Linked DNA regions of Homo sapiens: region 1 is linked to region 2. Evidence: chromatin loops called from intact Hi-C (ENCODE). Cell type or tissue: HepG2. All regions are shown on one strand. Each heading gives the region's core, and the rest is flanking DNA. Links, peaks and the distances in the headings are about the cores only.

Region 1 (5,385 bases), core at 319-5,318, 73 kb after region 2:
ACATTGTGCTGGGTAAAATGTGATTCCCAGGGTCGATGCTGCCTGCTGTCCGTGTGTGCAACATGCCATAGACATTTCCTTGAAAATCTACAAACAGACTTTTTTTTTTTACTTTTGGTAAATAATGGAGTACTAAAAAAGACTTCTCAGGAGGAGATTACCTACAAATTCTATTATGAAATTTAGGTGAATAGTAGCTGCGTTTTATTGATAATGGAATGTCTCTTTTTATTATTTTTTTTATCTTTTGAGACAGATTCTCGCTCTGTCACCCAGGCTGGAGTGCAGTGGAGTGATTTTGGCTCACTGCAACCTCCGCCTCCCAGGTTCAAGTGATTCTCCTGCCTCGGCCTGCTGAGTAGCTGAGATTGCAGGTCTGTGCTACCATGCCCAGCTAATTTTTGTATTTTTGGTTTTTTGTTTGTTTTGTTTTTTTAGTAGAGACTGGGTTTCACCATATTGCCCAGGCTGGTCTCAAACTCCTGACCTCCAGTGATCTGCCCAACTCAGCCTCCCAAAGTGCTGGGATTACAGGCATGAGTCACTGCACCCAGCCTGGAATGCCTATTTTTTATAAGATAACTGCTTTACATACATTCTCTGTAATTTTTATGAAAACGCTCATAGGTAATTTCTATCATTTACAGTTTTACAAATAAGAATGAAGTACTTTCCCCAGGGTCTTACAACTATTTAGTGGAAAAGCTAGGATCTGAACCCAGGTCTATCTGCTCCAAAATCTGTGCCCCTTTTGACATTCATATGGAGATAAAAGCAAAGAAAAATAGTCTTTTAAAGAAAAAGCTTTCAGATGTAAATGCTAGTGAAGAAGTTTATGGATTGGCCATGTGTGACTGTGATGACTGTCATAGCTGCACGCAGGTGGTTCTTTCTTTTTTCTTTTTCTTTGTCTCTTGAGACAGAATCTCCCTCTGTCGCCCAGGCTGGAGTGCAGTGGTGCAATCTTGGCTCACTGCAATCTCCACCTCCTGGCTCACTACAATCTCTGCCTTCTGGCTCACTGCAATCTCTGCCTCCAGGGTTCAAGCAATTCTCTTGCCTCAGCCTCCTGAGTAGCTTGGACTACAGGCACATGCCACCATGCCGGCTACTTTTTGTATTTTTAGTACAGACATGATTTCACTATGTTGGCCAGGCTGGCCTCAAACTCCTGACCTCAAGTGATCTGCCCACCTAGGCCTCCCAAAGAGCGAGCTGGGATTACAGGTGTGAGTCACTGCGCCTGGCCACATAGGTGGTTATTTCTAATCTGTAGCATCGCTCATGATCATTCCTCCCCTTTCTTTACTCACAGTTGCCCATTCATTCAAAAAAAAAAGTAGAGAATTGAAAATTTGAACCCCAATGGACAGAGTGTTTATTCAGATTTTTAAAATTGTGGTAGTTCACAAGTGCAGGTTCTGAGGGCACCGGGCAAGCACTGGCCTCCCCTGGCTCCTGCCTGGAAGAATTCCGAGCCAGCCCATTTCTAGAATGTCATGGAAGAGGAACGTGCAACTACTATTCAAATTCCTACAGTTTCTGGCTGGCTTCATTAAACCCAGAAAGAATGTTCAGGTAACTATTCACCATCAAGCTTAATCTGATGACTCAATTGCAGAACTATTCAAAGGTTGCCTGTGTTCTTGGGTCAACGAGTAGCCATGATTTTGTACTACTGTGCCAATAAAGACAAAATATGGGTTTTGTCATCACTAAACACATTTAATATTTGTATATGAATTTATAGTAAATTACTTGATACAATCACAAAACGATCTCTCATCTGAATTTACTGTATTGAAAGACTTGTGAATAATGTGGATAATTTAAAGGGTGGGAGTAGTTTTTATTACCAAAAAGATGATCTATAAGTTTTCATCAAGGCCTATGTTTCTTTAATGCTGCTGAAATATGACTAAAATTATAAAATGCCACCATATATACCTTTTCAGAAATATACTTCTTCCATAAAGAGAAATAGTCCATTAATATAATAAATTTCTCTCCTTTTTTTTTTTTTTCTTGAGATGGAGTCTCGCTCTGTTGCCCAGGCTGGAGTGCAGTGGCGCGACCTGGGCTCACTAGAACCTCCACTTCCCAGGTTTAAGTGATTCTCCTGCCTCAGCCTCCCGAGTAGCTGGGATTACAGGCGTATGCCACGACACCCATCTCATTTTTGTATTTTTAGTAGAGATTGGGTTTCACCATGTTGGCCGCTGGTCTGAAACTCCTGACCTCAATTTATCCTCCCACCTCAGCCTCCCAAATTGCTGGGATTACAGGCGTGAGCCACCACGCCCGACCCTGTAATAAATTTCAAAATAGCAAAAATATTCATTAATAAAACAAACTCAGCAAAAATTCCCTTTTATGCATAAATAAATGAATTTTTTTGGTTTGTTTTTATTTCAGAAAGCCTATTCCATCAACTGTGAAAGCTGGGGAATTAGAAAAAATAATAAGTCGCTGTCAGGTGTGCATGAAGAAAAGACACTGAAGCTAAAAAAGACAGCAGAACTGCTATTTTTCATCCTAAAGAACAAAGTAATGACAGAACATGCTGTTATTTAGGTATTTTTCTTTAACCAAACAATATTGCTCCATGATGACTTAGTACAAAGTTTCAATTTGTTTCCCCACAAAACAAAGCAATTCTTTCAAGTCAGTTCTGTGATCTGGGTCTCTAATCTGTGCTGTTTCAAAGTTCTCTGTGGCAAAGCAGCAACTATTCACAAAATATCACCAAAAACCTATTCCACTTACATCCAAGGCACTGTCACTACGGTGATTGTATGAAGTTTGAATGCTGCAAGTTATGAAATATTTGGCCCGCTGGATTCCCACATTTGTCTTCTTTCTGTCTTTAAGACTCAGGGAGGCTAAATCAGTGTTTGATTGCCCCGCCAACCCTTCCTGAAACTTCAGACCCTGGGTAGGGGAAGAGAAGGGGGCATGTGGTATCCTGGAGCATTGTGTATAGAACTGGATTTTCAGACCTGCTGAGGACCGTAAGGCCTGATGGAACACAGAACTGAACTGAGGTTCATGGATTTTCCAGGACTGTTTCAAACATGCCCATTACTAACGGCAAAAGGGGGATTCCCTGATGGAACCATAATACCCTTGGAAATACTGTATGGTTTTGTTTTGTTTTGTTGGTTTTTAAAGATTTTTGTTTGTTTATTGAATTCATTTCACTGTAGCTCTAAAATCTGCTTGTATTCCAAGCATATAAAATTTTCCCCCTTAGTGAATTAGTTTTAAAATGATATTGTTATATACATACTATGAAATATGTATAACTTTAACTTCTGTTTTACCAGCATACCCACACAAATAACAAGAATACTACTTATGAAATGTGCACTTTATCCTCATTCCATAAATGTCGGTGCATACCTTATGTAAGGGAGCAGTTCAATAATCCATGAAAGAACTTAAGGCATTTGTTGGTTTATCAGACTCGGAATCTATTTTCTCATTGCTCTGAATATGTCATCACTCTAGGTTTTACAGATTTATTCCTTTGTTACTTCTCTAATTCTTCCTTTGTAAAAAAAAAAAAAAGCAACACTTTTTATGTTATATGTTGTTCTTACAAACCATACTGAAAGAGTCCATTGTTTAAAAATCTTAATGTATCAAACTGTATAACTTGGCCGCTGTATGTCTTAAAACCTGCTTTTCAATGTGTTGATACATTCCCAAGGTTACTTAATTCAACTTAACTATCATCTTATTCAGCACCAAGCATGTCCCAGGCACTGTACTAACCTACAGAGATGCTAAGAGAAAAAAAAGACTTGTTTCTGATCTAATATCCCAGAAAAAGTAACTCATTGCTCTGTTAATAATCTCACATATACAAGTAGCTTCCCTCCCCTCTAGTTTTTTCTTCCTTTTCACTGCTGTTATATTTCATCATGATAATTCAGCAGGCCCAAGTAAAGGTTAAAAATAAGGTCTATGCCTAGGGAAACTCAGGGCTTCTAGTTTCTCTTAGAAAAGCTAAGAGAAGATAAGGTCTGAATAATAGCAGAAAAACCAACATCTACAAAACATTAAACTAGTGTTATACTTGATGATAACACTATTTGATGAGTCTTAGAGTCCAGACACAAAGAGACAAAGCTTTGAAGATGCTTTTTGATCTACCTAGGTGGAGTTGGTGGTGCTGATATTTAAATTCAGGCTACTGCTTCAATCTCAATTGCTTTGTAAGTGAAAAACATGACCCAGAGGACAGCACAGACTATGGCCATGGCTCACATGGTTTACATCCTTCACTGCTCACGTGTTTGCTGTCAAGCCATTTTTACATCTAAACTAAGATGTGCAGCATTTCACTTATTTAGATTCACTTAACAAACAAATTTTTCTGCTTTAAAAATGTCTTATTGTCCCAAGTGTACTATAGCGGCATATAGAGCTAGCTAATCTCTACAAACCCTCTGTAGGCCAGTAGTTCTCAAAGTGTGGTCTCTGGAAGAGCAGTATCAGCATCATCTGGGAACTTGTCACAGATGCAGATTCTAGGGACCACTCCAGACCTACACAATCAGAAACTCTTGGGGGAGGGCCCGAAATATCTATGTTTTACCAAGCCCACCACATGATTCTGATGTACTCTAAATACTGAGAAAACCTGTTCTAGACAAATACCCAAGCAACAACTCCGCAGGCAGTTACCAAGTACGGCTGGCTACAACTGCTCCATCCGTGCCTCTTTTTAAAGTTCAAACTCACAGGTGACTCTAAGGTTATCTACTTTTACTCATAAGTAAAAGCCCTAGACTGGTGCTAATGTCAAACCACTGGCCTCCACTCAGGCCTCCATCTTCTCATGCCCTCTTACCAGTATTTAACTTCTGAGGAAGACAAGTGATGCTAAAACCTGAAATTCCAATGAAGCCATATGAACAGCTGTTCAGTTGCACTTCTAAGACTTTACTTAGCAGTAAATTATAGCTCATGTGCATTATTTTCCAGATAACTTAGCTTATGAGTAGCTTATACAATTATGAAGATTTAATATTACAGATAAAATGTAAACTGTTTCTTTAAAATTGGGGCTTCAACTTTGGAATTTCACAGCGTGCTAAAATAACAGATTTCTCAGAAGTCTTTCAGCAAGATAAACATTATTAAGTAACTTATTTATGAAAGTATTAAAATGCTTACATTTGAACTTGATGGCTAACTTACAAAGATTCTCTATGTATCAAATGTAACTTACTGCGACTAAACTTAATTTAATATTTACTCTATAACCAAATGAAATATATTTAAAATATATTGAATATTTTATATTGTTATATCCTGACAAGATTATAATATTTTAATGTACTAATATTTCTGTAATTATATCTAAAATATTATTTT
Region 2 (5,385 bases), core at 326-5,325:
CGAACTCCTGACCTCAGGTGATCCGCCCCCCTGGGCCTCGCAAAGTGCTGGGATTGCAGGCGTGAGCCCCCGTGCCCAGCCTATTTCATTCCTTTTTATGGCTGAGTAGCATTCCATGGTATATATACCACATTGTCTTTATCCACTCATTGATTGATGGGCATCTGGGCTGGTTCCAGATTTTTGCAATTGCGAATAGTCCTGTTATAAATATGAGTGTGCAAGTGTATTTTTCGTATAATGACTTATTTTCCTCTGGGTAGATACCCAGTAGTTACTTTCCATTCCTATAAACTGCAGTGTATATGAACATGATGAGTGTCAAATGATGAATGCCTCAAAATTACTGTGTGCTCCCTTCCTGGAATGACAGCAAGGCCTACTGCCCAAGACTAAGGAAAGATATTCAGTTAAAGATACTCTTGTTTGTGTGGGTTTTTTTGTTTTGGTTGCATAAGTAGAATTCTCCACCTTAGGAATATCTAGCATTTCTTTTTTTATTTTCCCTACTAACCATCCAGTATATCTCCTAGATTTGCCTGGCCTCTGCCATCAACATATTTTCTGGAGAAAGCAAATTAATTTTCAGTTAATATTAACCTGAAGAAAAAATAATAAAGCAAAGGATTAATATGTAACCATATAATATGCAGCATATATGTCAAAACACATTTTTTCTTTTTTTGAGACAGAGTCTCACTCTGTCACCCTGGCTGGAGTGCAGTGGCATGATCTCAGCTCACTGCAACCTCCACCTCCTGGGTTCAAGCCATTCTCCTGCCTCAGCCTCTGGAGTAGCTGGAATTACAGGAGCCCACCACCACACCCAGCTGATTTTTATATTTTTTAGTTGAGATGGGGTTTCATCAGGTTGGCCAGGTTGGTCTCAAACTCCTGACCTCAAGTGACCTGCCTGCCTCGGCCTCCCAAAGTGCTGGGATGACAGGCATGAGCCACTGTGCCCAGCCAAAACACATTTTAAGTCTATTATTTGAAACTATTTCTTTATTTGTTCCTCTGCTGGCAGAGAAAAGTTTTAAAAATTTGATGTCCATTGGAGCTGGAATGTGCATAGGTGTGAGGGCTGGGGGGTAAGTGTGTCACAGTGACTAGTTAGGTAGGATAAGGTATGTCTAACTCACAGCTGAATTTTTTGTTTTGGTTTTGGTTTTATAAGAAAGAACATTCTGTTGTTCAAAATATTTGAGAATAAAAAAAGAAAGAACATTCTGATACTAGCATTAATGAGTTAGTTTGTTCTCTTTAAAGATGTGTAATGGGTATTGATCCTCTTCCCAGTCTTAAACATTATTTAAGTCAAAGAAAACCTTAATATCACCTATGGAATATATTGCATATTAATCTACACAAATATATATAAGGTTGGTGCAAAAGTTATTGTGGCTTTTGCCATTGAAAGTAATGGCAAAAAAATTGTCCAAGTAATGGCACTAACCAAATACATTGTGTTCTACATAAAAGGTACATATACATGTATACATTATACATATATACACATACACATATATGAACATTATGTAGAACCTAAGAATTTGCCAGTATTTGACCACTTTTTAACTATGACAGCAGCAATTTCTTATGATTCAATTAGATATTATCCTGAAAAAAAGGATAGCTTTGTCGTTTCCATATATAAATTATTAGGTTGGTACAAAGGTAATTAAAAGTAATGGCAAAAACGGCCATTACTTTAACACTTAAAATTCCCAAGTACAATACAAATGATGTATTCTTATCCGACATTTCTCCCTTATGCAACATGTTCTCAGTTTTCTACTTTATTGCTATTCATATATTGATATATTTCTATTGATATATTGCTACAAGGTCACCTGGCTCCTAACAGATAGTGTCCAATACTCGAAGAACAGAGAAATGCATTTGCTTTTACCCTGCCGGTTGGGATTTATTCAGCTGTTTCTAAACAAAACCCTTTCTCTTTCCCTCTTCCTAGGGTTGTGTCTGTAAAGACAAAGGCCAGTGCTTCTGTGACGGGGCCAAAGGGGAGAAGGTAAAAACAAACCCTAATACTGCTTGTTTACACTGTAAAGCTCTAGAAGGTAAAACTCAACCTTCTTCTTTCATCGGTAGCAGAAAGATCCGCAGTATGTTGTTCCATTTCCCAAATCCAATGTTAAAGTAATTGTATATAAACATTAACCTAAAAAAAAAAAAAGAAAAAAGTCATCTAGGAAGCTTCAGATACCTTGTATATACAATGGCAATTAAATTACAACTCTCTCGGTCTGTAAAGAATAAGTAGCAAATGAGAAAAAGAAAAAGAAAGTTTATGACAAGTCTCCATATGTATACACTATTTACAATGTTGCTAAACACAAGAGAAGAACTGAAAACGATTTGATTCATTCACTTTGACAGAAAATAAACATTGAAATTCACAGATTTTTGTCCTGCAGCATTGGTTCAAGTTCGCCCCCTGGTGGAGAAATCCCACAGCAGCACACTGGTTGAGGCAAAACTTAGCAGAGGGAAGTAGCTCCATTGCAGAATTCAAGAAAAAAAGGAATGCCGTGAAATCTCATTAATTCGCTCCATTAACTTGCAATTTGTGATAATTAAGATAGAGGCAGAACTAAAGTTTTTTTCTTTGTTTACCAAACCCTTTCCTCAGAGACACTAATTAATTGTTTAACAACATTGAAGGATGACTATTTTAAAATATTTTAAGAACATATTTAAGCTCTTTATCTAAACTAATTTCTATATAATGTGTATGCTAATTATAATAATTATACTTATTTTAAATTATTTCATAATTCACATGTAGTTGGATTTAGGTTTTTTCTTGAATCTGTGAATGTATTCTAATTCAGGTTCCCATTGAGAAGCACTTTCTCTGTGATTCTCCTTGCATTCAAGAAGCATTTATTGAGTTTCTATTATTTGCAAGATGCTACTGTAGGGTGTATAAAAGTAACTGAGTAGCGAGAGGGGTCTAGCACATTCTTTTATTTCTCTTCTTGTTGAGTGTGTGTGCACACACACAATGTAAAATAGCTGACTTGTTCTTTTTTGTTTTAATTTGCCAATTGTGTAACTAAATTGACCCAATTAACCAAATCAGCCGGTGGCCTTTACTGTTGAAGAGTACAGTCGGCCCTCCTTATCCACGGTTTCTGAATCCTCAGAATCAACCAATGGCATACTGAAAATACTTCGGGGAGGGGGGGATATAATAAAAAATAATACAACAATTAAAGATAATACAAATAAAAAAATGCAGTATAACAACCATTTGCAAAGCATTTGCATTGTATTAGGTATTATAAGTCACCTAGAGATTTAAGGTATATGGAAGGATGTTCTAGGTTATATGCAAATACGATGCCATTTTGTATAAGGGACTTAAGAATCCACAGGTTTTCGTGTGGGGGGAAGGTCCTGGAACCAATCCCCCACCGACACTGAGGGACAAACGTAATTCCAAGATACAAATCCATGGAAAAATTATTTGTTGGTAGAACTGTGTCAAGCCTTGGGCTTAAAGTACTTTCACTCACTTTTACTAGGTACTTTCCCCTAATATTATCTGACTCCTTCTAGAACATTACTGAGCTCACACCTTTTTGGTTATGCCACCCTTGCTACCTTTCCTGCATCTCCTACACAAATAACAGATTAAATTACTAACTCCTGTGTATTAAAGAAAGGGCTCAGACTCATAACCTGCCTGGTGGCGTTCTTTCAAGCTACATAGTAATTATGCACACTCCCCAGGCACCTTCTTGCACCTGACCCTCACTGTCTCTCCATCCCACAACAAACACTCCACTAACCTTGATGCTTCTACCTGGGCTTTCCCTTTCATTTTTTATTCCGTCTCCCTTAAGCTCTGCTCTACATAGCCCTACCATTTGGGAGAAAGTCAAGTTTCTACAAGACCAAGAGCCACCACTTTCAAGCCTATAGACAAATACTAACAACTGGTAGCTTTCTGGTTGCCTATGTAGTCACTCCTGAGTGCTAATTATGATTTTTTTAATCCAAGGAAAAAACATGCAAAGAGTCACCATGAAGTCATAAACAAGAGAACATAATGGTTATTGGTGTGTTTATTGTGGGATAGTTGCTGCTCTGTGTGTTTCTCACCTCGTTTTGGTTTTAACAGGGGGAGAAGGGCTTTCCTGGACCCCCCGGTTCTCCTGGCCAGAAAGGATTCACAGGTCCTGAAGGCTTGCCTGGACCGCAGGGACCCAAGGTATGTCATCCTGCAAGCTTGGAAAATCCCCAACCCACCTAACCCTCTTCCTGCCTACCCCCTGGCTGCTGCAAACCTGGAGAGAATTCCACATCTTAGCCAACTGCTAGGTGCATGGTGAACTCCTGGTTTCCGGTATTAGTGGGCCACATAGAACCGCAACCTGCTCCAAGACTATTGCAAATGATCATCATTAGCTTCAAGTCTGTGGCTCCAGTTCATCTCCCTCCCTAACCTACAGTGTCTACATCTGCATCTGTTCCTACCTCTATTCCTCCTACAGTGAAAACTCAGAGCTCTTTTTGCTTCTATTCAAGACCTGTCCAACCACCTGTGCCCCATCTTTGGGATTCCTTGTTCCACGAGGTGCCTCCCCTCTCTCCGGACATTCCAACTTTTCTTTTGTTATTGGCTTTTCTCTTTCAGTTCTTAAACATGCAAATATTTTCCATGATAATACAAAACTTCCTCTCCATCTTTTAGGTCTTGTGACCAAAGGATTGCTATCTTCTCCCTGACTTTCCTTTCTCTGTCAAACTTCTTAAAAGAATAGTCAAACATGCTGCCTGTAGTTCATCTACTATTCAGTCCTTAGCAATAATTTGCCTTCTACCACCTCTCCTCTGAAAACACTCCAGCAAAGATCACCAATGACCTTCAAGTGGCCAATGCCAATACATACTTTTGTGTCTTAATCTGACCTGAACCCCTCTGCTTAGTTTCAAATTGTGTGGATCGCTCTCCTCTCCTTGAAACACTTGTCTGTCTTTCTTTCTGTATTTCTCCTGTCTCTCTATCCTTCCCTTCCTTTGTGGGTTTCTCTTTTCCTTCTGGTCCCTTAAACATCCCGAGTCTATGACCCTTCACACTCATCACACATTCTTATCCTAAAGTCTGTGATACAGCAAAGGGCTTTGTTTAAATAAATACCATAGAGGATTTACTAAATAACTGAATAACCACTGGATTTGCTGAGTACTCTTTCCTGCTGTGGACATTAGCTAGACTTAAGCCTGGCTTCTCACGCACCCACACATTCATTCCCCTGACTACTGACCTCCAGCAAGCTATAAACCAACTAATAAGCTATGAAAAATGATTATAATTGATCTATACAGGTCTTTTACAAATTTCATAATATATTA

The links. Hi-C counts contacts between places; a loop is a spot of excess contacts. Peaks named below come from ENCODE experiments on the same cell type or tissue, not always from the same donor. Only the 100,000 strongest peaks of a DNase experiment are listed, where the experiment ranks them.
Region 1: a loop joins it to region 2, with 2.8 times the contacts of the local background. A loop is called at or near these places in 7 of 110 quality-filtered maps.

Annotation. Positions count from the first base shown.
Region 1 is chr2:227,309,371-227,314,755 of GRCh38, forward strand. It overlaps COL4A3 (collagen type IV alpha 3 chain), which reads left to right. Exons shown (of 52, transcript NM_000091.5): 51 at 1,406-1,578; 52 at 2,416-5,385. The coding sequence ends at 2,500. All of the region lies in intron 1 of MFF-DT (MFF divergent transcript), which reads right to left. Among named protein-coding and RNA genes, the nearest start is that of MFF-DT, 13 kb to the right of the region's middle. In HepG2, for the core only: no CTCF peak of the experiment used is centred there; DNase peaks (open chromatin) are centred at 1,621, 2,681, 3,421 and 4,141; H3K4me3 peaks cover 1,788 bases.
Region 2 is chr2:227,235,993-227,241,377 of GRCh38, forward strand. It overlaps COL4A3 (collagen type IV alpha 3 chain), which reads left to right. Exons shown (of 52, transcript NM_000091.5): 2 at 1,976-2,032; 3 at 4,151-4,240. It overlaps MFF-DT (MFF divergent transcript), which reads right to left. Exons shown (of 14, transcript NR_102371.1): 10 at 2,094-2,182. Among named protein-coding and RNA genes, the nearest start is that of COL4A3, 74 kb to the left of the region's middle. In HepG2, for the core only: a CTCF peak has its summit at 2,460 (motif pointing left); a DNase peak (open chromatin) is centred at 2,459.